Regions from separate parts of the Homo sapiens genome. Here all the other regions are linked to region 3. Evidence: chromatin contacts called from ENCODE Hi-C or POLR2A ChIA-PET data. All regions are on one chromosome and are shown on one strand. Each heading gives the region's core, a stretch centred on a gene start or an enhancer-like site at or near the end of the contact. The rest is flanking DNA. Distances are from core to core; before and after follow the strand shown.

Region 1 (4,156 bases), core at 1,150-3,649, 1.4 Mb before region 3:
TGAAATTTGTGATCATAAACTTCAAATTGGCCTTTAATTCAAGGTTTGAGGTAAGCTCTATTTCCCATTCTCCAAGATGACTTGGTATACCTTCTATTCCCCACTTCATTTTCATGAGATGATCTTGTCTCAAAGAGACATCATCGGATGGAAATTCCCTCAGTAAATCTACAAACAAATGTACATCTACTCCATCTTCTTCTTCCCTCCTGGCATAACCAAAAGTGTTGCTATCCCGGCCAGACGCGGTGGTTCAGGCTTGTAATCCCAGCACTTTGGGAGGCCAATGCAGGTGAATCACTTGAGGTCAGGAGTTCGAGACCAGCCTGGCCAACATGGTGAAATCCTGTCTCTACTAAAAATACAAAAATTAGCAGGGTGTGATGGTGCACGCCTGTAGTCCCAGCTACTCAGGAGGCTGACACAGGGGAATTGTTTGAACCTGGGAGGTGGAGGTTGCAGTGAGCCAAGATTGAGCCACTGCACTCCAGCCTGGGTGACAGAGAGAGACTCCATCTCAAAAAAAAAAAAAAAAAAAAAAGTGTTCCTATCCCTAGGAAGGGCCCTCGATACCCTGTTCCTAGACCCTCCTGATTTCTCAAGGACTTGGTTCCTTGCACTATCCCCCTTTGAATCATCAGTTTCCTTCCCATCAACACAGAAACAAGATCTTGTGACTCATATCTTAGTCCTACTGCTTTGATTCCCCATTTCCCCCTAGATACTGCTCCATTTTTCTTGGAAAGATGGAAAACCTTTTATGGAAAAATGTGTCAAAAGAATGATTTACCCTAGCTGTCCTCCAGTTTTTTAACCCCTAAAAGAGAATCTGTTATAAAGACATGGATAACTCATGGGCAGAAATATAGCTCTTCAAGGTAGTGATATAGTCGAGGTGGTGAGTGGCAGGCCACTTGGAATCCACAGAGTCCTCACTCTCTGCCTTCTCCTCCACATTTCTTGTGTCTCATTCTTTTTTTCAGTAATGCAGACTCCCCTACACTCCTCGAACGGAATTTAGGTCTATTCAACCTTGGCCAGAAGAGCAGAGCTGGATAATGGAAAACGCTTACTTGAAGCCTGTGTAACATGGTGAAACCCTGTCTCTACTAAAAATACAAAAAAATTAGTTGACCATTGTCTTAATCTCTATGTGCTTCTGTAACAAAATCCCTGGAACTAGGTAATTTATAAATTATGGATACTTATTTCTTATGATTCTGGAGGCTGGGAAATCCAAGATCAAAGCACCAGCAGTGTCTGTGTCTGGTGAGAGCCTGGTCTCTGCTTCCAGGAGGGCACCTTTTTGCTCTGTCCTCACATGGCAGAAGGCAGAGGGGCAGAAGGGCAAAGGGCCTAGCTAGTTCCCCCAGCACGCATGTGGTCACTAACACCTTCATGAAGGCACATCCCTGCCCTGGCCCCCTAAAAGTCTTTTTTTTTTTTGAGACATGGTCTTGCTCTGTCACCCAGGCTGGAGTGCAGAAGCGCCATCCCGGCTTACTGCAGCCTCGACCACCCAGGCTCAAGTGATCCTTCCACCTCACAAAATTATTTTATTTTTATAGAGATGGGATCTCTCACTGTGTTGCACAGGCTGGTCTCAAACTACTGGGCTCAAGTGATCCTCCTGTCTCAGCCTCCCAAAGAGTTGGGATTAGAGGTGTGAGCCACCGCACTTGGACAAAACTTCTTATAAGGACACTAATCCCACCATAAGGGCCTGACCCTCACGACTTCATCTAAACCTCCCAAACGCCCCATCTCCTGGGAGGGGAACACCGGTCAGTCCATTGCACCTCCTTTACCTGGCAGACCCTACCTCTTGCTTTAATTCTGCTGAGGCATCACTTCCGCAGGAAATCCTTGACTAAGCACCTCATATCCCCCACCGCTTCACTCTAAGGTGACAACGCGGGCTTTAATTCATGTTTTGTGCTTACCTCTTTCATAGCCCTTGTCTCTGTTTTGTAATTATCTGTTTCTGGTCTGATTCCCTAATAGATCGTGAGTTCCTTGAAGGCAAGGCCTTTGTCTCATTCAACTGTGTTCTCCCAAACCCTAGAACACGGCCTGACCCATGGTAGGCAACCAATGATACTTTTTGAGTGAATAGAACAAAAAGTATTGCCCTCCTTAATAAAAGAAAACCTAGAACTTCAAGGCTGACATTGGCCTTCGCGTAGCCCAATCAGAGCGCTTTGCCCTTGCTGCAGAGGACTAAAGGACGCCACGCCGCCGTTGCCTAGTAACTGTCGCCGGAGGGAGGCGGGGAGGGTCGCAAGCGCGCCGCCGGCGTCCAATCAGGACCTGCGTTCCGGGAGCCAATAGCAGCTTCGAGAGCCGCTCACCTAGAGCGGACTACACTTCCCGTCACGCCCCGCCGCCTGGGGCTGGGCAGTGACCGTAAAGCTGTTCGCTCGGTGCGACGCAAGTCTCAGCTCAGCGCGCTTATCCTGGGTCCACCGGCGCTACCGCCCCCCGACGTGAGAGAGCGAAGTTCTTGGGCCGCGCTCCCTCCCTACCTGGGTGCCCTCCCCCTCCGGGAGCCTGGGTCCCCGGGGCGGTCGCGGCGGCTGCATCCTCAGGCCAGGCCGCGGGGGGAGGGGGCGGCACGGGCCTCCGAAAGCGGGGCCATGGAGCCCAGAGAGTCGGGGAAGGTAGGACTGGAAGGCCCGGGGGCCGCCCGCTCCCTCCCGAGGATCCCCGAGCCGGGCTCGGGCGAGGCGGGGCGGCTCGGGCGGAGGCCCCGCAGATGAGCCAGGCTTGCAGGGAAGGACTCGCCGGCCCGCCCTCTCTTCCCGCACTTCGGCGCCCGACCCCGGGAGGGTGGCGGAGAGGAGCGGACGCTTCCGTTCGGTGTCCGCGCATCCTCCCCGAGCTGCCGAGCGTCCGCTGGGTCGATGCTGGGTTGGGTGACCCCCGAGTGGAGCGATGCGAAGGTGCTTCCTGTTTTCCCCACCACCTTCGGCGTTTTGAAGAGGCCCTGCTAAGGCTTGGAGTCTGGATCGGACGCCAGTGGGAGCTGCAGGGTGGGACGCTTGAGGGCTTGACCCTGCCTAGATCCTCCTTACCAAGAAAGGGCTGAAAAGAGAGGGCATCTGGCATGCTTTTTGCCACTTCTGTTTCTAGGTTATGTACTTCATGGAATATCTGGGCATTGCTTAGAAACCTGTGTCATAAATTGGCTTTGGGCAAGAGGCTTTGAGTTGGAAGAAAAGGTGGAAAGAAAGTGCTTGGGGGCGGAGTTCAGGGATTTGACGGGATTGCCAGCGCTTCCAGGCCGTGTCATCCAAGACCAGTGTGGTTGTGGGCACATTAGCTTGGAGACAGTGGCAGCCTCTTGGGACTAACATCTTTCTGGATGTTGTTTGCTGCCAGTTCTTGAGTATTGTTTCTTATTTGGCACAGAGGAGAATTCTCTCAACAAACGTTTTCGACTGTTTATTGAGTCCCTTAAAAAACTGTCCATTTAATAAACATTTGTGATCTGTGATTTGCATTGAACGAGATGCTGGAAGTATGAGGATAAATAGGAAATGATCACCTTTCTCAAGGAGCTCTCCTGCAGTTTTCACTTCAATAACTTGGACACGCCTGAAAGGGTTGTCCCACACGAAAAGAGAGAAAAGGATAATGAGGTTCTTTTGATGCTGTAGTTTTTCCTGGGAAGACTAGGAAGGACTCTGAATTTCAAAAGAGGTGATTTCTCGCATGAGCATCTCTTCCATCCTCCCTCCCTCCACAAGCTACAGTGATGCATGTAGCAGACACGGCACCTACAGAGTACGTGGTCCAAGCCAATAAAGCTCAACAAAACCCAAGCAAAGATGGAGCTTATGGCCCTTACCCTTTGGAAATATCCCCAGATTGGTTTAGATTGAACCTGAATTTGAATAAAGAGAAGCAAAATGTAGGGGGAAGAAGGATTATAAAATATTGGGATTGATATTGGTATCAGTGATTTGAAGTTGATTTCCAAGCTATTCTGTTCAGTCAGAGGCTTTCTTAGCCTTTAACGGGAGAAGAGAAATACGGTCATGCGCTGTATAACAAGGTTTCCATCAACACCGCTCTCACGTACAATCCCCTGAGACTACAGTGGGGCTGAGAAATTCCTATCACCTGGTGACATCTTCATGATCCTGACCCTGTG
Region 2 (3,792 bases), core at 1,122-3,621, 1.5 Mb before region 3:
ACTGGGTTTAGAAAGCCAAGCCAAGAGATCTTTGAAGGTGGCCCAAGAAGGCCTTGAAACGATTTCTGTCAGCTCTGGAAACCAGCCGCGCCACCCCCTCACCTGGCAGGTCTGTCACCGCCAACCCCGGCCCATCAGCACCGCAACTCCACGCCCCAGCGTCCTTGCCTGGGAAAGTGCAGGCAAGATTCGATTCTCTGGGGAGAGGCTTGAGGGTGGGAGCCCAGGGTGGGGAGTGGGAAACTTCATCTCCCAGGTCCTCCAGCTGTCACTGCCCGAGCTGGTGAAATAGGAGCCAGCCCAGGGGCGGGAGTGAGTGTCACTTTAGGGGTACTGCTTGGGGAGGTCCTCGAGAGGATCCTCTTGTAGCTAGAAAATGATCGCCTCTTCCTAAACCCCTACCACAAAACCACCTCTCACCCGTGCCGGGCTGCCCAAGGCCCGGACACCGCCCCTGCTGCCCCTTCCCTGCTCCGCCTTCCGCGGCTCCCCCGCCCCTCCCCCAGCAGACTCCCCTCCCCCATCTCCCCGGCAGCCTTCCCTCTGCCCCGCCCCTCCCGCTCCCTCTGCCTTCCGCCCTCTCTCCCCTGCGAATCGGGCCGGCGCCTCGGCTCCGCCCCCGGCCCCGCCCCTCAGGCTCCGCCCGCCCGAGCCCGGCAGGGCCAACCCCTCGAGGCCCCGTCCGGGTCGGCCCTCCGCTGCCACCGCCTCCCCTGACCCTACGCTCCGGGCCGCCTCGGCGGCAGCGCTCCCCTCCCCCTCTCAGACTCCAGGCTGCCTTTCCCTACCCTCCCGGTTCTCCCCCGCTCCATCTCCCTCCCCGGCTGCACACCCTCTCCCTTCCTTTCCCCCTCCTCTTTTCCTTCCTCGCCAACCCCCGCCCTCCTCCTCTCAGCTCTTTTCCCCAACCCAGTTCTCCTCTCCCCTCCCTCCTCTCCTCCCCCACCCCGGTTTCCCTTCCTTCTCCTTTCCTCGCCTCACCTCGGTTCCCTTCCCCTCCCCCTTTCCAGCCCTCCCCCACGTCTCCCCACCGCCCTCCCCCTCCCCCCTCCCTTCTGCAGCTCTCCTTCCCCTCCGAGGCCCCCGCCTCCCTTCCCCCTCTGTCTCCCCAGCAGGCTCCAGCTTCGCTTCCCTCCCCGTCCCCAGTCCCCAGAACCGCTCTTCCCCTCCCCCCTCCCAGGCTGCTTCCCAGCTCCCGGGTCCTCCGGCCCCCAAGCCTGGGGGTCTAGGGCTGACCCGCTCTCTCGGGACCTTCCCGCGGGCCCTGCCCTCCCCACTCCGTCTCCCCTCCGAACACCCCTCCGCGCCTCTCTTCTCCGCCGCGGCGCCCCCTCCCTATTTCTGCTCCCCTCGGACTTCTCACCCCTCCCAAGTTTTCCTCCCGACGGGACCCTCAGCTCCACCTCCCTGCCCCGCCGCCCTCCCAAGCAGCTCCGATCGCCGACTTCATTCCAGGTCCCGGCCCCCTCCCCAGCTCCGGGGCTCACCTGTCAGCGCCCTCCTCTCCCGCCCCTACCGAGTGGCCCGGTCCCCAGCGCCCGCTTCTTCCTCCCCTTCCCCCTCGGCCCCCTCCCACACTCCCTCTCTCCTCCCCTCGGGGCCCGTCGTCCCCCTTCCCACCTGCCTCCCGCCCGACCCCCTCCCAGCCCCCGCCCTTCCCTCCAGCCCCCCCGGTCTCCTCTACCCCCACAGCCCTCACCCTGCCCGCGCCGGCCTTGCCCTCCCTTCCCCCCAGCCCCCGACCTCCCCGGACCCGCGCCCCTCCCCCACGCCCGCCGTCCGCGCCCCTACCCCCGGGGCTGTCACCTGCGCGGAGCCGGCCGTGACCCAACCGCGGCGCTGAGGGAGACGCGGGCGGGGCCGCCTGCAGAGGAGCCTCCCCGGCCCTTACCTGGCTGGCCGGCCGCTCCGCCCGCGCCGCGGGGACCCAGGCGCCCGGGCCTCCTGCCCCGCCGGCTCTGCTCACAATGGCGCTCGCCGCCTGCAGCTCGGGTGCTGACGGCCTGAAAGACTGACAGACTGACAGCCCCGAAACTTCGCGGGGAGGAGAGGGATAGACGCGCGGGGAGTCGAAGCCGGGAAACGGCGCCTGCAAGGGAGGAGGGACCGAGGGAGCGGGCGGAGAGCCCCGGCGCACCGGGCTGGGGGAGGCAGGGGCAGGGGGTTTCAGGAGTGGGGTCCCAGGAGGGAGCACCGTGGGCTTAGGTGGGCAGGTGATGGTCCTAAGGCTCCGAGCCTGGAGTAGGTGTGGAAGTGGGAGCTCAGGACGGGGGAGGGGAGGGGAGGGGAGGGGAGGGTGATGGGAGAGGGGGTGGAGGAGGGCGAGGAGGCTGGGGAGGACAGGCACTCGGGCTGCGGGGAAGGGTGCCAAGGGAGGGTGCTCGCGGCCGCGGAGGGAGGAGCCGGGGAAAGGTGGAGCGCGAACGGGTGGGGGGGTGGCGGGGAGGAGTTGGGGGAACGAGGAGGGGCCGTGTCGGGGGGGAGCCAGCGAGTCGTGCGCTGCCGTCTCTAAGTCGCCGGTGCCAGCCGGGTGTGCAGCGCCGCGCTCCCGCGGGAGGACGGCCCGGGGGGTCGGTCTGGGAAACTCCGGCCCCGCCCCCATTCTCCACCCGGATTCCACCCCGATCCACCCAGACCCGCAGCCCCTCGCCTGGAGTCCCGAGGACCCGATTCGAAACCAGCCGCGGGAGCCGTGGGGGCAGGCGGGAGAGAGGGCTGGGCCCCTGTGCTTGCGAGAACGGGTCCTTCGAAGTAGAAACTGGGGAGAGGACTTTAAGCCAGGTCCCCTGGGAGAAGGCCGGGCCAGGTCGGGAGCTCCAGGGGGCAAGGCTGGGACGGGGCTGGGCGGAGATTCTGAGGGCGGGGTCCGGGGGAGGGTCTGGGAGGGGGCTGCAGAGAGGGGAGGGCTCTATGGGCGGGAGACGATTGCTGGGGGGCCTGCTGGCCCGGACACCACCTGGAGTTAGATGTGGAGGGCAGCCCTCAGCCCTCAGCCCTCAGCCCCAGCTCCTCAGGGGACTCCACTCGCCCTCCCTGCCCAGGTTACGAGGTTTCTCCTTGGCCTTGTTCCCGCTGCGCCCACTCCTGAAAGCTCCGGAGATGCTGAAGTCTGGACTGTTAGTTCCCGGTCTCCTCTCCATGAACTTTCTCCAAACCCCTGGGTTCCAGCTTCCTCCCTTCTGCCCCTTTACGGGAAAGGGTGACTGCAACTCGGGTCTCTTCCCAATCCCAGTGCTGCCTGATCAGCCCCGGTTTGAATCCAGAGCTGAGTGAGGCTGGGAAGGGGAGGGTGTGAATGGCCCTTGAGCTCCTGCTACCACAGCCCACCACAAGGATGAGTGCCTGGAAGAGCGCCCATCACTCGGGCTCAGCTGTGAAGGCTCCTCTGCCTCCAGGATGAAGGGAGCACCTGGAGTAGCATGTGTCACTGTGCGTGCTGGGGTGTGGCCGAGCACCTGTGCCGGTGTTGTGAGACTTACAGTGAGAGTGTGCATGTGTGTAAAACAGGAAAGGGGGGTGTCTGGGTGTGCGTGTGGCTCTTTCTGAGGACTCCAGAGCAGGAGTTGATCCCAGTCATCCGTGACCCCCTGAGAGACTCACTCTGGGCCCTTTTTTGGCCCTGGGACCAATGGTGAACCCAGGAGAAGGAGAGCCCGGCCCAGCTCTGGTTAACAGCAGCCCCCTTCCTCCCCTAGGTGGAATGACTCTACAGGATACTCGGAGGGATATCAGGTTTAGGAGACCGAGGGGTGTGGAGTCGGAGCCAGGCTGCATTCCAGCCCGGGTGTCCGG
Region 3 (3,684 bases), core at 406-2,905:
TTGACAGAAATGTCAAATGTAGCTAGCAAAAACATGATGGTATTATAATTCAGTGTGTGAAAGGACAGAGATGTGGTGACTATCCAAGAGATAATAAATAGTCTGGATGGAGCAGAAGGCTGTTTAGGGAGTTTTCAGGGGGCAGGGAAGAGGGCTGGGATTGGACTGCCAAGGGCCTGGAATAGTCTTTACCGCATATGGCCATGTTTCCCAGTCTAGACGGTAAGTTTTTGGAGGGAAGACGGTAGTGCCTCAGTGTATAGCACCATGTCTAGCACTTGAGAAATAATAAATATTTCCCAAAATATAAATAACAGAAAGGGAGCTCTCTCCCAGGAAAAACCCCATAAATCAACTCATAAGTTACTCTCTTGTAGGTAGAGCCACTACACCAGTGAGAGGACAAGCTTATTGTATAATGTAGCAAAGAACCTGGCACATTGGTCACCATGCATAGAAATGGAAACTGAGAAAGGGGCAGGGAACTGATCCCCTCCTCACAATCTAATAGAGCAGCAAGGCAGCTCAGCAACTCTCACATCCGCTTGCCACTGAGTATGTGAGAACCTCGTCTTCGGCTTCCTTGCGCAATGACAGGGTGGCACGAATTCCAACTCTACTGATTTGATTCATCATGAAAAGTTGCATGACACCAGATACATTCTCCACTACCCCCAGCATCAAGATTCCAACTCTGGCTGGGGCATGCATTAAGTCTTAGCAACCATCCCCAACTCACCCCTCCCTCAATTCACCTGTGGTCTCTCTGCCATTGGCCTCATTCTTCTCTGCCACCTGTGGTTCTGTGACAACATCTCCATTTTCTTCATGTCCTTTTCTGGGCCGCTGTCGAGCTTTGGCAGCCTCCTTCTTTTTGGCTGCCTTCTTCTTGGCCAGGTCGGAGGGCATGATGATGACCCACAGGGGTAGGTTACTGTTGTTTCAGGGAGCCTGAAGGAAGGCAAACAGATACCCCCAAACCCTAAACTTACTAGTAAGAATGCCTGGGCCCTGCTCCATCCCTCTCAGGAATCTTCGTATCAACATCAAGCCTCTGATGCCCTGGCCTGCCCCCGCCTCGTCTGTTCCAACTTGGTCAGGGTATCCCAAACCAATGCCGATTCTCAGCGGCTCTTCTAATCTTAACATCTCTTCCCACAGGCACCAGTCCCCCACGGACTGCCTCACTTTGGAAACGCTCCTTCTTTCAGGGCCTCCGGCTGGGGACCAGGTTCTGCCCCTCAGCGGAGGTCTCCGTCTCCGGTTTCCCTACAACTTGGCGCTCCGCACTCAGCTAGCCGCCTCACTTTCCGGGCTTCCTCCTCCCGTCCGTCTCGGGCCTCTTCTCGATCGTCCCTCTCCACATCACCCGGCCGTCGAGCCCAGCCTCTTGCCGGGACGCACTCGTCCTCGCCCGCGTGAGTCCCCTCCGAGTCTCCACGCTCGTCACCCCCGGGTCCTCCCCCACCCCGCCCGTCAGCTTCTCTCCCTTAGCCCTATCTTCCCCCTCGCAGAGCCCTCCATCCAAACCCCGTCCCTGCTTCCTCTTCTAATTCTCTTTCCCCCTCACCGGCGGGGACCCTCTCCCTACAGCTCCCCTTCCCCTAACTCACTGGGCCTCGCTGCTCGGCCTATGTCGCAACAGAGCTGCTCCTTAGGATCCTCCGCGTGCGGCCGGCTCACCAGCCAATCACGGCCTCGGGTGGTTCTCGGCGCGCCGCGCTGCCTCCTTGGAAGTGTAGTCCTCAAGTTGCAGCGGCCAAGAGTGAGACCCGCCTTGAGGACTACTATGTATCCCACAGACCTCGCGGGGCCGCGTGACGCCATCAGGATGCGCGAGGCTCGGGGAGGGGGCGGGATTAGAGTCCAAGAGCTCTCTGCTAGCGGGCGCACTTCGGGCGCTGGAAACTGCAAATCCCAGATTGCTCGTTGGATAAACCGGCTGAGCCTTCAGGCTTTACCCCACCTCTCGAAAATCCATTGAGCTGTTGTGGAGTTACGAGTTTTTAGAGCTACCTAACCGACTCAGGCAGCAGGGCGTGCAACTACACTTCCCAGCTTGCCTCAGCGGGAGTAGATCGAAACAATGGGAGAGGAGAGGTGGGAGCGTGAGGGGAGGACTAAAATGAAGGGGGCGCTGGGCAGGGAGGGGTTCCAGAAAGCGGGGCATCGCTGCAAAGATGTTGCCAACGGAATTCCTTCACGAAAGAAAGCGCCTTGGTTTCATTAAACCTTAATTTTAGAGGCTGGTTCATTGTTAAACTTTTAGAAGGTGCCAGACGTTGTTTTGGAACCTCGGCCGCTTAGCCTCCCCGCTGCCGCATTGTTAGGTTTCCACTGAAGCCATGCAAGTTTGGTGGAAAGGGCCCCGAGATAAAAAGGCCCCTTGGCTGAGATTTGTTTTATTATTAGTTAGCCATGCTACCGGGCCCGTTACTTTCCCTTTGAGTCTCACTGTTTAAAATCTCTCACATGACATTTTGGGCTGGATGGTTTAAAAATAAATACAATCTCTCAAGGACTTCACATTACCTACATTGTAAACTCCAAATGTTTAGCCTCAAGTACAAGGCAGGCCCTTTGTGATCTTTGTTACTTCTCCAGGCTCCTGTGCAGCAGAAGCCTCACCATCAGTGACGTTTGGGGCAGCAAAGGAAGCTATTGCTCCCTTTGAGCATATTCTCCAAATGTGGCACCTTTTCGCCCACAGTCCGTGACTCAAACAATGAGAATTAGTTTTTCTTCTCAAACTCATACTTCAGTAGAACTTACCTACTTAAATAGTTCGGAGATTAAGCGTGCTATTTTACACCTGCATGCCTTTGAACATACATTTTCCTAGAATATCCTCCACCAACGAAGTGCCTACTATCTGTCAGGCTCAGATATATGTGCTGGAGTTGCAATGGTGCAAAGTCACTCCCTGACCTCAGGGAGCTCATAATAAAGAAGGAACATGTGAAAAGTAAACAAGCCGGGTGTGGTGGCTCACACCTGTAATCCAAGCACTTTGGAAGGCCGTAGTGGGAGGATCATTTCAGCCCAGGAGTTCAAGGCTGCAGTGAGCTATAATCAAACCACTGCACTCCAGACTGGGTGACAAAACTAGACCCTGTCTCTAAAAAAACAAAAAACAAAAAAAACAGACCTTGACACCATGAAATTAAGTGCCCTAAACGAAGTGACTTTCGTGTGTTGCTGGGGTACCTAGGTGGAGACCTCACTTGGCATAGCATAATTAAGAGCATAACCCCAGTTCTATGCTTCATTGTGTGGCCTTGGGCAAAGTACATGTTCTCCTCTGTAAAATGGGAATATAGTTACAAAAAGAATACAGTTAAATGACTGTAAAACCCTTCTGTATGAAGCAAAAGAGTTATTTATGGGCCGGGCACGGTGGCTCACGCCTGTAATCCCAGCACTTTGGGAGGCCGAGGCCAGCGGATCACGAGGTCAGGAGATCGAGACCATCCTGGCTAACACGGTAAAACCCCGTCTCTACTAAAAATACAAAAAATTAGCCAGGCATGGTGGCGGGCACCTGTAGTCCCAGCTACTCGGGAGGCTGAGGCAGGAGAATGTCGTGAACCTGGGAAGTGGAACTTGGAGTGAGCCGAGATCACGCCACTGCACTCCAGCCTGGGCAACAGAGCGAGACTCCATCTCAAAAAAAAAAAAAAGTTA
Region 4 (4,129 bases), core at 1,630-4,129, 1.2 Mb after region 3:
ATTAATTAAATTAAATTAAAATTAAAAAAATTAGCCAGGTGTGGTGGTGCATACCTGTAGTCCCCACTACTTGGGAGGCTGAGGTGGGAGGATCACTTGAGCCCAGGAGGTCAAAGCTGTAGTGAGCCGAGATTGCACCACTGCACTCCAGCCTTGGAGCCTTGGCAACAGAGAGAGACCCTGTCTCAAAAAAAAAAAAAAAAAAAAAAAAAAAAAAGAAAGAAAGAGAAAGAAAGAGAAAGAAAGAAAAAAGAAAAAGAGGCCAGGTGCAGTGGCTCATGCCTGTAATCCCAACACTTTGGGAGGCTGAGGTGGGCAGATCACTTGAGGTCAGGAGTTCGAGACCAGCCTGACCAACATGGCGAAACCCTGTCTCTACTAAAAATACAAAAATTAGCTGGGTGTGGTGGCAGGCACCTGTAATCCCAGCTACTAGGGAGGCTGAGGCAGGAGAATCACTTGAACCTGGGAGGCAGAGGTTGCAGTGAGCCAAGCATGGGCGACAGAGTGAGACTCCATCTCAAAAAAAGGAAAAGGAAAGGAAAGGAGGAAGAAACGAAGAAACGAAGGAAGAAAGGAAGAAAGAAAGAAAAATAAAGAAAAGAGAGAGAAGAGGGAAGGGGAGGGGAGGGGAGCAGGGAAGAGAGGAGAGGCTGGGCCCAGTGGTTCACACCTGTAAGCTGAGGTGAAGGAGTTTGAGACCAGCCTGGCCAACATCGTGAAACCCCATCTCTACTAAAAATACAAAAATTAGCCAGGGTTGGTGGCACGTGCCTGTAATCACAGCTACTCAGGAGGCTGAGGCAGGAGAATCGCTTAAACCTGGAAGGCGGAGGTTGCAGTGAGCTGAAATCGCACCATTGCACTCCAGCCTGGGCGACAGGGCAAGACTCCGTTTCAAAAAAAAAAAAAGGAGAAAGAAACAAAGAAAGAAAGAAAAATGCCTCCCCAAGGTGACAGACGAGCTAAGCCAGGCGAAAAGTCTAAAGAAATTCAAGTGCAAAGGCCCTCTGGCAAAAAGGTCTTGGCAGAAAGGTGGTCAGTGTGCCTGCTGCACTGAAACTGCTCCTGTAAGGCAGGGATCCTATAAGGTAGGCCTTGAATGTCATGATGGGGAGCTCGGTTAGGACCCCCATGATAGGTAGGAAGGCAGCTGGAAAGAGCAGTTCTGCCATTTTTACGGATACATTCATGAGCCATGATGGGTCGTCCTGGTGGACCTCTGGAGCCTGACCTGGGTCCACGTTTGAGGTCTCCGACTTTAGTGACCCTGGGAAAGTTACTTGAGTTTCCTCATTTGAATAGCCAAGGGTTTCTCGTGTTTGATGCCAAATGCCTTGTGCGGGGATTGGCTCCAAACCTCAGCCTCATCAGTCAATTTATCCTTACGTTCAAGAGCAGCCATTTACAAAACGAGCTCAGAAAATTAAAAAAAAAATACAAACTTTAAATCGCCAGAATACTGCATAAACTAAAAGTAGGCCGGGCGCAGTGGCTCACGCCTGTAATCCCAGCACTTTGGGAGGTCGAAGCGGGCGGATCACCTGAGGTCAGGAATTCGAGACCAGCCTGACCAACATGGAGAAACCCCGTCTCTACTAAAAATGCAAAAATTAGCTGGGCATGGTGGTGGGCGCCTGTACTCCCAGCTATTTGGGAGGCTGAGGCAGGAGAATTGCTTGAACCCAGGAGACGGAGGTTGCAGTGAGCTGAGATCGCGCCACTGCACTCTAGCCTGGGCGACAGAGCGAGACTCCATCTCAAAGCAAACAAACAAATAAAAACAAAGTAAAAGTAAATTCCCCAGGCAAAGCTGATTATATTGCTGGGATAATCGACTTTGTCACTGCAGTCTCACTTGGTACTTTAAGAAACTCCATCTTGATCCTAGGTCTGGGTCGATCTGGGCGTTCCTGCTAATTTTCTGTTTTAAAAACCTAAAGCAATAAAAATGTTGATATTGACATTTATCATTTTTATCCTCGCCCTCTGCCTTGTTTTGCTGGGAGATCTGTTCCACTTGGCTGAGTTTAGGGAGGGCGGGGAAGCGGGGGAGAAACCGAGGCGCAGGGTGGAGAAAGGGAGAAGCCTTGCAGACTGAACACATGAGAAAACCTGGAGAAGGGATTCGCTGCTGCTTATTTCAGGGAAGAAAACCGAGAAGTGAAGCACAGAGGGGTCAGGTTCCGGGAGCGGCGGGAAGGTTGTAGGGGGCCCCAGGGCAGGTCCTGGAGCTCAGGCAGCCGGCACCGGGAGCCCAGCTCAGGCTGCGGGGTGCAACCGGGCAAGAGCGCTCGGGCTGCCGAAACGGGAGGAGATCAGAAAAAGGAGAGACATGGAAAAAAGGAGAGGAAGAGGAGCAACACTCAAGAGGGAAGGAAGAAGGCAGACACTGAGGAACGCCCGCAGGAACCCGCAGACAAGCAGAGAGCCGGGCTGCGCTGGGAGCGGGGCCCGCGGAAGGGGCGGGGCGCCAGGCGGCTCGAGGCCAATGGGAGGGCGGGCCGGGGCGAGGGCGGGGCACTAGGCGAAACGACGCCAATGGGAGGGCGGGCCGGGGCGAGGGCGGGGAATTAGGCGGTGCGAGGCCAATGGGAGGGCGGGCCGGGTCCTCTGGGCTGAGGCGGGGTGCCAGGCGGCACGAAGCCAGTGGGAGGGTGAGTTAGGGGCAGGGGCGGGGTCCCAAGCCAATGGAAGGGTGATACCGAGAGGGCGGGGCGCCAGGCGGCGAGAGAGCCAATGGGAGGCCGAGCCGAGGACCGCGGGCGGTGGGCCTCCCCCCGAGAGGAGGGAGACCCGGAAGGCGGTGGGGGCGGGGAGTGGAGCTGACAACCTGTCAAATCCACTTTGGGACGAACTAGGTCACGCGCTCCGCGGGTCGGGCACCCCCGCCCGCCAGGCACGGCCGCGGCTCCTTCCTCTTCCTGCCCGCGGTAGTGGGGGTGGGGCAGGCCTCGGGACACCTGCCTCCGCCGCCGGCCGCCGGCCGCCGTCCTCGCGCGGCTTCCCGGGCGGCTCTGCCCCGACCGTAGACTCCCGGCCCGCTCGCCGCGGCAGGAGCCGTGGTTCCGCGGACCTGGGCGCGCTCTCTCCCTGGCCACTGGGAGACCCCCCGCGGCCTCGCGGGGAAAACCTCGGGACTGCCCCGCGCCCCCGGCCGTCTCTGCGTCGCTCCTTCTCGCCCGCGACCGTGGACTCGTCCTCGCGAGCCTGGGTTGGCGGAAGCTGCGGGGGCCGGGGTCGCACTACTTGGCGCGGAAGGGCCGGCGGTGGGCGGAGGGATCCCCGTCCGCGGGGTGAGCCGCTGGGCGGAGCCGGGAGGAGCCGCGAGGATCCGCAGTGGGGAGCCGGGAGGAACCTGGCGCCGGCACCCACCCGCCGCGCCCACGCGTGCCGCGGTCGCTTGTTTCCCGCGGGAGCCCGGCCGCGCTCGGGGGGAGGCGCGCGCGCAGCTGGGGCTGCCTGGGTCTAGGAGCTCCGGAGCCACCGTTTTGTGCCCGTGGAGCCGCGGGGAAGGCGCACGCGCTCGGGTCTTCCCGGCGGGTCGTCCTGCACTTTCTCCCTCTCCGGTACGGACCGCGGCGTTCTGTTTCCAGGCAAAGGAAAATAAGTCAAAGACTCAGAAGGCAGCCTGAATCCAGGGCCTGGGATGCAGGGTTTGCTGGAACGCCAGCCGGTGCGATCGCGCCCCTGGGATTCCGCTTAGCCCGCGCGTCCATTTCCCTGCATGGTGGACTCAGTAAAGCCGGATCTGTCCAACGCCTGCAGCGTGGATGTGGAGGCGGACTAATCAACTAGTGCTCTGTTATTATTTCTACCCATCCCTTTTCTCCATGCTAATTTGCTTAGAACTTTAACATTGAATGGACAGCAAATGTCATGTTCTGTTTAATTATCACTCCTTGACCATTATGTTAATTTCTTTCCCTAACAAGGTGACGCATTGTTTTAAGTAACAATGACCAACTCATCTACTCTTCTTCCAAATTGTGTAAATTGAAGGGTAAAATGTGGGAAAACGCTAAATTTGAATGCTAAATTTGAACATTTCACACAACAATAATTTGAAATGCTTCTTTGCAATATTATGGCGTTTCGGAACAGATAAAAATACTTCATTTTCAGACAT
Region 5 (3,826 bases), core at 1,307-3,806, 1.4 Mb before region 3:
GGCGGGGCTGTGTCTGGTAACATGCCCTTTGCCTCACATTAGTGCCTCTGAAAATAGTGTCCTCAGCCTGGGCACAAACCCTAGGGGTGAGCTGGGAGTGTGGAGGAGACGCTGGATTAGGGAGAAGTCTCGGCCATGTGTTCTGGCTCTTTTACTGATGAGCTGTGTGGGCCTAGGCAAGTTACTTCACTTCTCTGGGCCTCAGTTTTATCACCTGTAAAGTGATAGGATTGCCTTAGCCTCTAAGATCCCTTTCAGCTAAAAACAAAGTTCTAGAAAATAAATATGTGGTACTGTGGAACTCTGGGGAGCTGTTTGATCAGGTGAACAGTTTACCCATGGAAATGGGGCTCCAGCACAAAGCTGCTCACATCTTCCAGTCACGCTCCAGGGAACAGCCAGGGCTTGTGGGCCCAGATGAGGCTTTAGTGGTTGGAGAAGGAGCCAGTTCCTGGTTTTAATCCCTTCATGGACCTCAGACCATCACAAAGCTGCCAAACAAATGACACAGGCAATCACATGCAAATTAGGACAGAAATGAAACATCAAAGACATTAAAGGAAAAGAGTAAGAGCTGCAGGCTGCTAATATGAGTGGCTGCTCAGACTCAGCAATGTTTTTGGTTCTGGCCAAAGCCAAGACAAAGGAGCAGAGGCAAAGAAGGAAATACATTTCACTTTACAGCTGTCATTTTCTACAGAGGATTTTTTTTTTTCCAGAACAAAATTCAAAAAGTCCGTCTTTTTTGAGCTATAGAACTTTCGTGGTGATTTTTTTTTTTTTTTTTTTTTTGAGACGGAGTCTCACTCTGTCCCCCAGGCTGGAGTGCAGGGGCACAATCTCGGCTCACTGCAAGTGCAAGCTCTGCCTCCCGGGTTCACGCCATTCTCCTTTCAGCCTCCAAAGTAGCTAGGACTACAGGTGCCCGCCACCATGCCCAGCTAATTTTTTTATATTTTTAGTAGAGACGGGGTTTCACCGTGTTAGCCAGGATGGTCTCGATCTCCTGACCTCGTGATCCGCCCGCCTCTGCCTCCCATAGTGCTGGGATTACAGGTGTGAGCCACTGCGCTCAGCCCTCGTGGTGATTTTTTGAAGGCCTGTATGGACATACTCTTAACTCTATCTCCTGGATGCCAAGTGCACCCTTATCCTAGGCCAGTGTTCTCAACAATGTACACACTCTGGATGAGAAAAATAACCATTGTTTACAATCCAGCTAAAATCTCACCTCCTCCAGGGAGTCTTCCTGGATTTCTCCACCCTCTGAATTCTCATAATGGGCATTTGGCTACTTTGATCACAGGGCTCTTAGAACTGCGCTGTCCAGCATTATGATTTTACCAGAATATATCACTCCTCAACTACTTTAGAAACCCCTCGAAGGCTAGGATGGTATTTTATACCTAACAGTTTGGTGTCATCCCACGCCCACCTCCAACTTACATGAATGTTGGAAGGATGGATAGGGAGGTTTCAACTAGAGAACGGAGAAGGGCGGATGTAACTGGTTCTTGATTTCAGAAAACAGCCAGGAGCACACATGGCTGACGGGGTCAGTGCAAGGACAGGCACATTTCCCTTCTGCATCACGTGGGGACTGCGCCTCCCTATGTCATGAAGCCAGGGAATATGTGTGGCCGGCCGCTTGGGGTAGCACTTGTTGCTAGAGATACCGCCTGGAGGCCACTGATCTGTAAAAGGGATCTCTACAGAAGATAGGGATTTTTGATCGCCAGAGAAGAAGGGATATGTGAGATCCAAACGCCGAAGGAGGAAAGCAGGCTCCGTGGTCTCTTCCAGCCCTGATGGAAGAAACTACCGAGCCTTATTATACTAGGTGCTTTCCACATGCCTATTCATTTAATCCTCCAGCAACCTTGTAAGAAGGGCCATCCCATTTTATATTTAAACAAACCTTAACTACTGACGCAAGGAGTCAAGGATCTAATCCCAAAGCCTCTGCCTGGTTCGCTGCAGATGGATGTCCGCGAGGACGCCAGCCCTCCGCCTCCCGCCGGGTCCCTGAACGCCGGCCCGGCCGGTCCAACCTCATTCCGCTTCCCGCCATCGAAACGCGAAGCCCCCGCCTTCCCCCAAACGTCTCAGCGCCGCTGGGGCCTTTCTGGCTGCGCCGCCTCCGACCCCAGGCCCCGGTCCGCGCCCGCCGCTCGCTAGTCCTGGGAGTGAGGAGAACGCGTGCTGAGGACCCGGCCAGAGGGACAGCGGGGACCGCCCTCCCGCTGCGTCTCTGAAAGCGAGGCCGTTCCTCCCGCGTCCGACCCCCGCGGGGCCGTCAGGTTCGGGGCGGCCCAGGCTGCGGGTCCGCAGGGCGCTTCGGGCCGAGCCGGCGCGGCGCGTGAAGGGCAGGGGACGCCCCGAAAGACCGCTGGGGTGGGACCCCAAGCTCCAGGGGTCTTTGGAAATAAGAATGCGGCGTGACGTTGGCTGTGCGGGCGCGGGGCTGACGCGGACCCTATAACCCATCGCCGAAACCGGGCGGCCGCGCCCCTATTCCTCGGCATTTCTCTCTGTCCGCGGCCCTGCTCAGCCAATCAGCGAGTGGGCTCCTAGGCAGGTCCTGAGTGACAGCGCGGCGGGCTGGATCAGGAGATGCGCGTGCGCGGCCCGGCCCGGCTGATCGCTTCGGGTGCTCGACTCCTGTTGCGCATGCTCAGCGCGCTGCCCGGCTGGGGACCCGCGCACCTGCAGCGCCCGCTGCTCGGCCCTGCATCCTGCCTGGGCATCCTGCGCCCGGCCATGACGGCGCACTCATTCGCCCTCCCGGTCATCATCTTCACCACGTTCTGGGGCCTCGTCGGCATCGCCGGGCCCTGGTTCGTGCCGAAGGGACCCAACCGCGGGTAAGGAAAGCGCGCAGGCCCTGCAGACCTCTCCACCCCGGCCCCCTGGCCCGGCTCGCCCCTCCGCCCCGGGGCGGCGGCTTCCTGCTCTGCAGCGAGCGTCCGCAGGAGGGACGCCAGGACCCCGGACGCCACCTCTGAGGTCTCTCTGCACCTGGGTCTCTGACAGCCGGGAACAGGCAGGAGGTGGGGCGAGAGGGCATATCCAGAAGGTAAAGAGGAGAGTGACATTGGAGATGTCTGTCACCCCTCCTGCAGCCAGTAAAGGGCACAAGTGGGCACTGACGCAGTTTCTCCACTCCTTGCTAGCTGTGTGACCTAGAGCCAATATCAAGTCTCAGTTTCTTCATGGGTAAAATGGAGATAATGTCGACTCCTGCCTTAAAAGGCTGCTGTGAGGATGACCTGCGGTAACGCATTTAAAACACCTACCAGTGCGTGACACTTTGTAGGTATGGGATAAGTTTAGCTGGCGTTATTTTTCGAAGGTCCTCTAGCAGATTGCTGCGCCATTCACCAGTTTCTGCTTCATATTATCTTCAGTTACAAAGCACCCTTCCCTTGACTGCATGTTCCCAGGGGCTGGAGTTTGTCCAGTTCACCATTGTCTACTCAGTGCCCAGCCAGGACTGGCACAACCTGCTTAGTAATGTTGAAAAAGGGATCGCGTGCTCCTGTGTCCAGCACCAGCTTGCAGTGCTTTAGATCAAAGATCAAGGGCCTCGTTTGGATTAGAGTTAGCTTTGCCCAAAGGCCGTTTGGACATGTGAGTGCTGCCTTTGTTCTTAAAGACAGGCAGGGTTTGGGATCCCACAGCTTCACTTTGTAAACCATTTTCGTGTCTTGCGTCTCCTGCTATTCTTGGTGAGTTCTTGCTTCAGTTTGACTGAAATTTCTTTTGCTGCACTTGAAGCATCTGTCTCTGGTCTTCTCTGAGTACACGCAAAGTGGCTAGTCCCTGT
Region 6 (3,969 bases), core at 753-3,252, 1.4 Mb after region 3:
CTCCACTCCAGAGTAGTATGAGCTAGGCTTAGGATTGCCACACAGACAAGGCAGGCAAAGGATATGATGTTAAATTCTTTGTTCCATGACTTAACTGTGCTAGACTCTCATTTTTTGGATACAAGGCTTGTTCTGATTGCAAAAATCATCGGACCTTAACCTGGGTTTCAAATAATCATTTAAATATAAGGTTTTGGCCGGGCGCAGTGGCTCACACCTGTAATCCCAGCACTCTGGGAGGCTGAGGCGGATCACCTGAGGTCAGGAGTTCGAAACTAGCCTCGCCAACACGGCGAAACCCTGTCTCTACTAAAAATACAAAAGTTAGCTGGGTGTGGTGGCGTGTGCCTGTAATCCCAGCTACTTGGGAGGCTGAGGCAGGACAATCGCTTGAACCCGGGAGGCGGAAGTTGCAGTGAGCTGAGATGGCACCATTGCACTCCAGCCTGGGCAACAGAGCGAGAGTTCATCTCAAAAAAATATATATTTATATATAAAAAATATGTTTATATGTATTATATACTTTCTATATAATCTATATTATAAATATATTTTTAAATATATATTTATATAATATATTTTTAAATATATATTATATATAAATATATTTTTAAATATATATTATATATAAATATATTTTTAAATATATATATATCTATGGTTTATAACTGTAGCCGTTCTTATACTAAGCAGTGGTTCTACTCTTTAGGAACAGGGATTATCAAACTATGGCCAGCAGGCTAAATCCAAAAAACAAAGCTTTATTGGAACGCTGCCATGTGCCTTTATTTATCTATGACTGCCTTCCCATTAGAACAGCAGAGTTGAGTGGCTGTGACAGAAACGGCATGGCCTGCAAAGCCTAAATATTTACCACATGGCCCTCCACAAAAATGTTTGCTGACTCTTTTGAGATTGCTTCCTCTCTCATCTGCATAAAAGATCCTTCATACCCTGCCCACTGCTCAGCGCTTACTTCCCAACCTATTGTCCCTCACTCCCTTTGTTCCAATTTTACAGAAATACTTGCAGTTATCTAAATTAGCCATGCTCTTGCTTAATTCAGAATCCATGTACTCCCGACTGTCTCCGCTCTGAATGTCATCCTCTCCTTGCCAAACCATTTCAAATGGTCCTTGAAACTTCAGTCATCTCCTCCTGCATCTTCCATGATGCCCGCCCCTCTAATGGACAACAAACTTTTGTGCAATACTGTAATTCTTACAGCAGCCTCCCTTACTAGTTCTTTAATGGCAGAAGTTATGTCTTTTGTTGCTTACTCCTATCCCTTAACACGTAGTTGACACACAGTAAGTGCTGGACACTTGGTTCAATTCTTGAGGGGCATCCACCGGCTTGTGTGGCTCTGGAGCTACCTGGGCTGGAAACGAATACTAGGGGGTGGCGAGGGCCAGCTGCCCTAAGCAGAGACACGTGGGCTACAGGGAGGTGAGGCAACCTCCGCAAACACCACCTGTTCCAGAAAAGCTCCAAATGCTCCAACGGGCGACCCCTCCCCTTTTCTAGCTTTTCTTGCATAGCTTGACATTTCCAACGGTAGTTAATTTGTGAGGGGTTTTTAGACCATAACTCTTGGGAGGAGAGACCTCGTATGTTATATCGATCTGGGCAGGCAGCAAGTCTTCCAAAGAAAGACTTCCTCCACCTCCGCCCGGTCCTCCCACCTCGGAGGACTCCAGGCTGCCCAGGGGCGGACCCCTGGGGCCCAGGTGAGAGGTGGCAGAGGGTGCCAGCATCGCGGGCGTCTAGGCCGAGAGGCCGGTCCCAGCCCGGCCAGGCCGCGCCGCCCCAAGCCTCCCAATCCCCCGGGTTCCCTCGGCTCCCCTCGCCCACCGGCGGCCTTGTTCCCATCTCCCTCACTCCCAACCCGGCGGCTCTCACCTCGGTCCCAGACTCAGCCCTATGGAAGGCACTACACATCGCCCCGAAGGCTCGGCGCAGGAGAGACTCAACTTTCCCGCCACCAACGCCATTCACCAACTGCGCAGACTCTACGGCCAGTCAAACCCGCCCACCCGCGCGCGTGCGCACTGCGCCAGGCCGCGGCCGGGGAGGCGGGAGCATGCGCAATAGGGTGTGCGGGCCTCCCCGCCCCGCCCCCAGTTCCTGTGACGTCAGACTTCCGCGTCCCCCGCGGCGCTCTCCCGCGTCCCCTTGGAGATCGCTCCGGGGTGGCGGGGACAGCTGGTGCTTTTCTTGTCTGTTGTAAACTTTGGTTCGTTATTATTATATTAGGTAAAGCTGGTCTTATGTATTAATTTGTTTAACCATTAAAAATAATTGTATTGCACAAGCAGGCCCCTTTGTCCGTTCTCGGGTTAAAAGCCTCTGGCTGTGTGTGCGATTCATGGTTAATTCTGGAAAAAAAGAGAAAAGTATACTGTATTTAAAAGAATTTTTAAAATATACCGAGCCTGTGGATTTATCAAGTTGCTTTTTGAGGTAGGCAGGAGGATCACTGGAAGTCGGGAGTTCGAGACCAGCCTGGCCAAAATGGTGAAACCCCGTCTACAGTAAAAATACAAAAATTAGCCAGGTGTGGTGGCGCATGCCTGTAATCCCAGCTACTCAGGGAGGCTGAGGCAGGAGAATCGCTTGAACCAGGGAGGCAGAGGTTGCAGTGAGCCGAGATCGCGCCATCACACCTGAGCGGCAGAGCGAGACTCTGTCTCAAAAAAAAAAAAAGACAAAAATTTGGATATAGTAGCATTGGCCATTATTATCAAGATGACAAAATGTTTTCTGGAATGAAAAAGTTTCATGCAAAGATATACTTTTCACCCACCTAGTTTAGTTTTCAAAAACGCTAGGAAAGAGCATATACCAATGAAGTATTTCTCATGGGTAATATTAAAGTTGCTCATTTTGTAAATTGGAATGGTTTTGGTTCCAAGTCACAGAAAACCCAACTCTTACGTCCTGAAACAAATGGGCTTTACCGGGTGACATCACTAGAAGTCCAAAGGTAAGACAGGCTTCAAGGTTAGTTTAATTGAGAGGCTTGATGAGGCAAACAAGTACCTCATTTCTTTTTACCTCAGATTCATGTTTTCTACCTTGGCCTCTTCTCTACGTAGGGCTGCGGGCCCGTATCTGAAACATTAACAACCATCAGGAATGAGGTTGGTCTGGTTAGCTTAGGCCTGAATCGTGTGCCCCACTTACTTTTCTTTTTTTCTTTTTTTTTTTTTTTTTGGAGACGGAGTCTCATTGCACTCTCGCCCAGGCTGGAGTGCAGTGGTACCATCTCGGCTCACTGCAACCTCTGCCTCCCGGGTTCAAGTGATTCTTCTGCCTCAGCCTCCCAAGTATCTGGGACTACAGGCACGTGCCACCACGCCAGGCTAATTTTTGTATTTTTAGTAGAGATGGGGTTTCACCATATTGGCCAGGCTGATCTCGAACTCCTGACCTTGTGATCTGCCTGCCTCGGCCTCCCAAAGTGCTGGGATTACAGGCGTGAGCCACCGCGCCTGGCCCTGTGTGCCCCACTTCTATCCGGAGTAGAGACATATTTTTTCAAAGCACACAGGCCTTGTGGAAAGGTGTGGAGAACAGTAAATGACAACAATAACAACAAATTGTGAATCATTAACAAGAGGAGTGGGAGTGGATGCTTGGGAGGCCACCTCTACCGTCTTTTTTTTTTCTTTTTTCCCTTTCCTATGGTGCTGAACCACCTATATCTTCATTACACCCTCTGTAATGAGGATATGTGTATACCAAACCACATGTGTAGGTCAACCCCCTCGTCCAATTCCACACACTTCTATACAAAGTAAATATTTCCTCACATAGTAAATCAATATTTGAGAAAGGAGACTTTACAATTAAATAGCTGCTCTAGGCTAAATTAGTTTTTCAGTCTCCACACTGTTCCTAATGAAGAAGACATGTCAGCTGAACTAGTTTAGTCCATTAAGTGCACACCTGTTCGTGTGAGTGCAA
Region 7 (4,091 bases), core at 1,074-3,573, 1.5 Mb after region 3:
CTGTATTGTAATTGCCTGTTTACTGTTGCTATCTCCCACTGGACTCTTGTGGGCAGATACTCTGAACATCCTGTTTACTGCTGCATGCTCAGTCTAACACAAAGCCTGACTCACAGTAGGCGCTTGATATATGTTTGTTAAGTGAATAAAATAAAAGACATGGCAGTGTCAACAGTCTGTAATTTAGAATTAATCTATGTTTAGGCTAGGGCCGTGAAAAAAATGGGAGCTGGGCTGGGAGCAGTTGTACTTGCCTGTAGTCCCAGATACTCGGGAGGCTGAGGTGGAAGGGTCCCTTGAGCCCAGGAGTTCTGTGCCACCCAGAATGATGGATCTGCACTAAGTTTGGCATCAATATGGCACCCTCCCAGGAGCGGGGAACCACCAGGTTGCCTAAGGAAGGGTGAACTGGCCCAGGTCAGAGATGGAGCCGATCAGAACTCTCATGCAGATCAGTAGTGGGACCATGCCTGTGAATAGTCGCTGCCCTCCAGCCTGGGCAACATAGTGAGACCCTGTCTCTAAGAAACAAGCAATAAGAAAAGAAAAAGAAAAGGGACCAAGGCAGGGCTTTGGCAAAACACAAAGCAAGCCAGCCAATCTTTAACCCCAGCCTTGGGCTTCTAAACTGGGATTCCTCCACACTTACTCCTTTTTATTTTCCTCCCATTTGCTTCTCTCTTCAGTTCTCCTGAACATTCTCTAGGTCTGGGCCTTAATGGGTACTTATGAGTTAAAAAAAAGAAATGATGATGGGTTACCTAGGAGTGGTCAACGTATCTATTACTTCTAGGTAAAAAACACAATGTTTTAAGTACCTGTAAAAACAACATGTCTTGGCTGGGCGTGGTGGCTCATGCCTGTAATCCCAGTACTTTGGGAGGCTGAGGCAGGCAGATCACGAGGTCAGGAGCTCAAGACCAGTCTGGCCAGCATGATGAAACCCTGTCTCTACTAAAAATACAAAAAATTAACCGGGCATGGTAGTGGGTGCCTGTAATCCCAGCTACTTGGGAGGCTGAGGCAGGAGAATTGCTTGAACCTGGGAGGCGGAGTTGCAGTGAGCCGAGATTGCGCCACTGCACTCCAGCCTGGGCGACAGAGTGAGACTCATCTCAAAAAACAAAACAAAACAAAAAAATACATGTTTCCAGAAAGCTCCTAAAAAATTAGTATCAAGAATTTACGATCGGGCAAGAAGCAGGAAGCAAGTGGCAAGTGGGACTCTCAGTACCTTTATAATATAGTAGGTGGTGTTTGCCTTCTTTGGTTTCAGTAAGAACTTTTGGGCGATCATCCCATCTTCGACACTTGAAAACATTTTCCAGGAGTGATCTTGGTGTGGTTTACTCAGTCTAAGGCCATTCATTCCTTAAGGCTGGCCAAGCATTTGTTTTGCAGATTTTTCTTCTTAGAAAAATTTAGGCCGTGTTAGGTATAATAATTCCAACTAATTTTTTTTGTTGTTTTTTTGAGACAGACTCTCGCCCTGTTGTCCAGGCTGGAGTGCAATGGCGCGATCTTGGCTCACTGCAACCTCCGCCTCCCAGGTTCAAGCGATTCTCCTGCCTCAGCCTCCGGAGCAGCTGGGATTACAGGCACCCGCCACCACGCCCGGCTAATTTTTGTATTTTCAGTAGAGAAGGGGTTTCACCATGTTGGCCAGGCTGGTCTGGAACTCCTGACCTTGTGATCCACCCTCAGCCTCCCAAAGTGCTGGGATTACAGGCGTGAGCCACCGCGCCCGGCCAATTCCAACTAATTTTTTTTTTTTTTTTTATTATATGGGGAAGGTTACTCAGTCATTCAACAAACATTTGGGCACTTCCACAGGTACACCAAATACTGTGCTAAGCACCTGCTGCTCATCAATAGTGATTAAGACAGACTCAAGCCCTATCCTAGAAGATTTGATAGTCCAGTAGGGGAGGCAGACAACAAATACATAAATATAAAAATATAAACACTTTGCTTTAAGGGTTAGGAATGAAACCAACAGATTGTTGAGACAGAGGATACAGTACCGGTAGGGGACATAGTCAGGGTGATCAGGAACAACTTCCCTCGCAAGGTGACATTCGAGCGAAGACTTACAGGAGGAGAAAGGCGCCAGGCCTCGGAAATGGGGTCACGTTCATGTAAGTCAGTTAAAAATAAACCCCAATCTCTCCAGCAGCAAGGTTGGACGTATGGGGCCAAGAAGCCTCGCTGCCAGCACTAAAGATGGCGCGCCGGAGTGGGGGTGGGGGTGTTGGGGGAGGCGGGGCGTGCGCGCGTTCTGATTGGCCGACCGGGGAGTGACGTCACGTGTCGGCCGCCGAGCATCCGGGCTCCCGGCAGCGGCGCTGCGGCGGCTCGCGGGAGACGCTGCGCGCGGGGCTAGCGGGCGGCGGAGCGGACGGCGACGGGGCGCTCTCGGGCTGCCGGCGGGGCCGAGCGCCGCGCGTCCCGAGCATGGCAGGCTCCCTGCCTCCCTGCGTGGTGGACTGTGGCACCGGGTAAGAGCAGCTCGGCGCCCACCCCCGCTCCTCCGCGGCCCCGCTCCCGGCCCCTGGCGTCCACCTCGCCTGGAGGTCGAGCTGCGTCCGTCGCCCCGGGCTTGAGCCCCGCGATCACCTGGGCAGGTGGGGCGCCGGCCGCCGCTTCCCTCCAAGCCTTGCCTTGACGTCGTAAAACCCCCTCTTCCCTGCCGGGAAGGGCCACAAGAGGAAAAGCACGGAGGGTAGGGACGCGGTGCCCACTCTGAGCGAGCCCGGCGCTCCTCGCCTCCCCCGCCCACGTGGCCGGGCCCCTGGACCCGCAGCCCGGCTCCGGCCGTCGCCGGGGTGGACACCCTGAGGGACACCGGGAGCGCGGGATCTCCCCTCCTAGGAATATTCGCCAGCGTGAGGCACAGATCATCACTGCAGATCCTTTAACGTCACTCATCTCCTAGTGAACGGTGTCCCTGCCTTCCAGCGTTCTCAGCACTGGCCCTCGTTCTGTCCCCGCGTGTGCGTGTCATTCCTCCTGGCTGAGGATTCTTTACCACCTACTTGTGGAGAGAATAGCATCGATCTCCCAACTTGATACCATTTTTACTGCCCTCCCTGCGCTTTTCCAGTATGAAATGGCACACTCAGGCCAAGCTGTCCCTTTGGTTTGCATAGATTTGCCTTTTCGCTGAAAAATGATGTGTTTAAAAAGACTCCATTTTGAAAAATACCCTAAATTTGGGAGAGCATGTTTGTGGAATTGTGGTAGAGGTTTTTGTTTTTAACTTTTTGAGTGTGACCACTTCTTTCGTTGCCGTTAAGCTATTAAAAAGAGATCTTAGGAAATGCCCTGAAGTATCGGTGACCCAAGTTAGCTGGTTGTAGTAAGGTGATTGCTGAATCCATGTAGCTGGTAGTTTGGGAATACAAGCTTGCCTGCCTGCGTTATGGGTGTAGTGCTTAGTAAAATAGCCTGGAAGTAAATTTGGTCTCTTAGCGATTTTTTTCAAGAAGGGATTTTAATCATTTTTGCCACAAAATGTAACATGGCATGTTCACCTTACCCTTGATTCTTTTCTATAGAAAAATGCACTTGGTTTGGTTTCCTTGACAACCTTGTGGGGGTGCCTTCTTTAGTTTGCTACAGTCCATCTCCTACTGTTAGTTCCTTCCTTTTGCTGCTGAAGCGACCAGAAGTGGTTGTGGACTGGAAAAATCCTCTTTGCTTGTGTGAATTCTTTTTGAAATACACGTCATATCAAGCTTTGTAGCTCTTTATTTTAGAACTTGCTTTTCTACCTAAAACACAAGCCAAAATCAGCGTTGTCGATACTACAGCTCCCCTCCCTCAATTATTGACACCCTTAACTCATGCCCTCCCCCAATGGGTTCACCTCAGGTCCCCTCAGGTCTGGTTGTGTCAAGAGTGAAACCAGTGGGTGAAAGTATTTTTCATTTCCACATTTGCATGTGAGATTTTTGCTTTGTAGTTTTAGTCTTGCAGAACTATTAAAATATAAAGGAATTCTTGGTAGTAGCAATAAAATAATGCTCACAGAGTTGTCATACCTTTAAGATTAGTAAGTCGTGGACCTTACTCATCTTTCTTGCTATAAA

What was found. A loop is a pair of places that touch in the nucleus more often than their neighbours do. ChIA-PET counts read pairs that join two places held with the same protein, here RNA polymerase II (POLR2A). Pooled maps may share reads with other maps.
Region 1: a loop to region 3 is called in a map of B cell, with 36 times the contacts of the local background. The contact joins the promoter of ZNF862 here to the promoter of ABCF2-H2BK1 in region 3. A Hi-C loop is called at or near these places in 6 of 168 maps with a recorded cell type or tissue (B cell, CD4-positive, alpha-beta memory T cell, CD8-positive, alpha-beta T cell and 1 more), 4 of 37 single-sample maps with no recorded cell type and 16 of 50 pooled maps. POLR2A ChIA-PET finds 5 or more read pairs at or near these places in 3 of 52 experiments (A673, Panc1 and activated CD4-positive, alpha-beta T cell).
Region 2: a map of CD4-positive, alpha-beta T cell shows a loop between it and region 3 (19-fold over the local background). The contact joins the promoter of ZNF467 here to the promoter of ABCF2-H2BK1 in region 3. A Hi-C loop is called at or near these places in 2 of 168 maps with a recorded cell type or tissue (CD4-positive, alpha-beta T cell and naive thymus-derived CD4-positive, alpha-beta T cell) and 8 of 50 pooled maps.
Region 4: a pooled map shows a loop between it and region 3 (12-fold over the local background). The contact joins the promoter of LINC01003 here to the promoter of ABCF2-H2BK1 in region 3. A Hi-C loop is called at or near these places in 1 of 37 single-sample maps with no recorded cell type and 7 of 50 pooled maps. POLR2A ChIA-PET finds 5 or more read pairs at or near these places in 1 of 52 experiments (activated CD4-positive, alpha-beta T cell).
Region 5: a loop to region 3 is called in a map of uterus, with 10 times the contacts of the local background. The contact joins the promoter of ATP6V0E2-AS1 here to the promoter of ABCF2-H2BK1 in region 3. A Hi-C loop is called at or near these places in 2 of 168 maps with a recorded cell type or tissue (naive thymus-derived CD4-positive, alpha-beta T cell and uterus), 1 of 37 single-sample maps with no recorded cell type and 10 of 50 pooled maps.
Region 6: a map with no recorded cell type shows a loop between it and region 3 (15-fold over the local background). The contact joins the promoter of XRCC2 here to the promoter of ABCF2-H2BK1 in region 3. A Hi-C loop is called at or near these places in 2 of 37 single-sample maps with no recorded cell type and 10 of 50 pooled maps. POLR2A ChIA-PET finds 5 or more read pairs at or near these places in 1 of 52 experiments (H1).
Region 7: a loop to region 3 is called in a map with no recorded cell type, with 16 times the contacts of the local background. The contact joins the promoter of ACTR3B here to the promoter of ABCF2-H2BK1 in region 3. A Hi-C loop is called at or near these places in 2 of 37 single-sample maps with no recorded cell type and 7 of 50 pooled maps.

What each region holds. Positions count from the first base shown.
Region 1 is chr7:149,835,976-149,840,131 of GRCh38, forward strand. ZNF862 (zinc finger protein 862) reads left to right here and starts at 2,400. Exons shown (of 8, transcript NM_001099220.3): 1 at 2,400-2,660. The coding sequence starts at 2,637. RefSeq lists a silencer at 2,476-2,935.
Region 2 is chr7:149,771,217-149,775,008 of GRCh38, forward strand. It overlaps ZNF467 (zinc finger protein 467), which reads right to left and starts at 2,372. Exons shown (of 5, transcript NM_207336.3): 1 at 1,892-2,372. RefSeq lists silencers at 299-388, 399-718, 729-878, 1,815-1,994.
Region 3 is chr7:151,225,550-151,229,233 of GRCh38, forward strand. ABCF2-H2BK1 (ABCF2-H2BK1 readthrough) reads right to left here and starts at 1,656. Exons shown (of 17, transcript NR_160983.1): 1 at 1,614-1,656; 2 at 756-951. ABCF2 (ATP binding cassette subfamily F member 2) reads right to left here and starts at 1,656. Exons shown (of 15, transcript NM_007189.3): 1 at 1,614-1,656; 2 at 756-951. The coding sequence starts at 909. RefSeq lists a silencer at 1,433-1,492 and enhancers at 1,593-1,642, 1,753-1,832.
Region 4 is chr7:152,461,245-152,465,373 of GRCh38, forward strand. It overlaps LINC01003 (long intergenic non-protein coding RNA 1003), which reads left to right and starts at 2,880. Exons shown (of 1, transcript NR_027387.1): 1 at 2,880-4,129. RefSeq lists a silencer at 2,512-3,531 and enhancers at 2,804-3,305, 3,306-3,805.
Region 5 is chr7:149,871,306-149,875,131 of GRCh38, forward strand. ATP6V0E2-AS1 (ATP6V0E2 antisense RNA 1) reads right to left here and starts at 2,557. Exons shown (of 4, transcript NR_027040.1): 1 at 1,919-2,557; 2 at 337-491. It overlaps ATP6V0E2 (ATPase H+ transporting V0 subunit e2), which reads left to right and starts at 2,664. Exons shown (of 4, transcript NM_145230.4): 1 at 2,664-2,864. The coding sequence starts at 2,761. RefSeq lists silencers at 2,191-2,400, 2,431-2,510, 2,921-3,100 and enhancers at 2,463-3,431, 2,761-2,900.
Region 6 is chr7:152,674,139-152,678,107 of GRCh38, forward strand. It overlaps XRCC2 (X-ray repair cross complementing 2), which reads right to left and starts at 2,003. Exons shown (of 3, transcript NM_005431.2): 1 at 1,903-2,003. The coding sequence starts at 1,941. RefSeq lists silencers at 1,390-1,479, 1,780-2,249 and an enhancer at 1,480-2,324.
Region 7 is chr7:152,757,429-152,761,519 of GRCh38, forward strand. It overlaps ACTR3B (actin related protein 3B), which reads left to right and starts at 2,324. Exons shown (of 12, transcript NM_020445.6): 1 at 2,324-2,498. The coding sequence starts at 2,455. It also overlaps the pseudogene RN7SL845P. RefSeq lists enhancers at 1,966-2,125, 3,126-3,175 and silencers at 2,376-2,895, 2,656-2,950.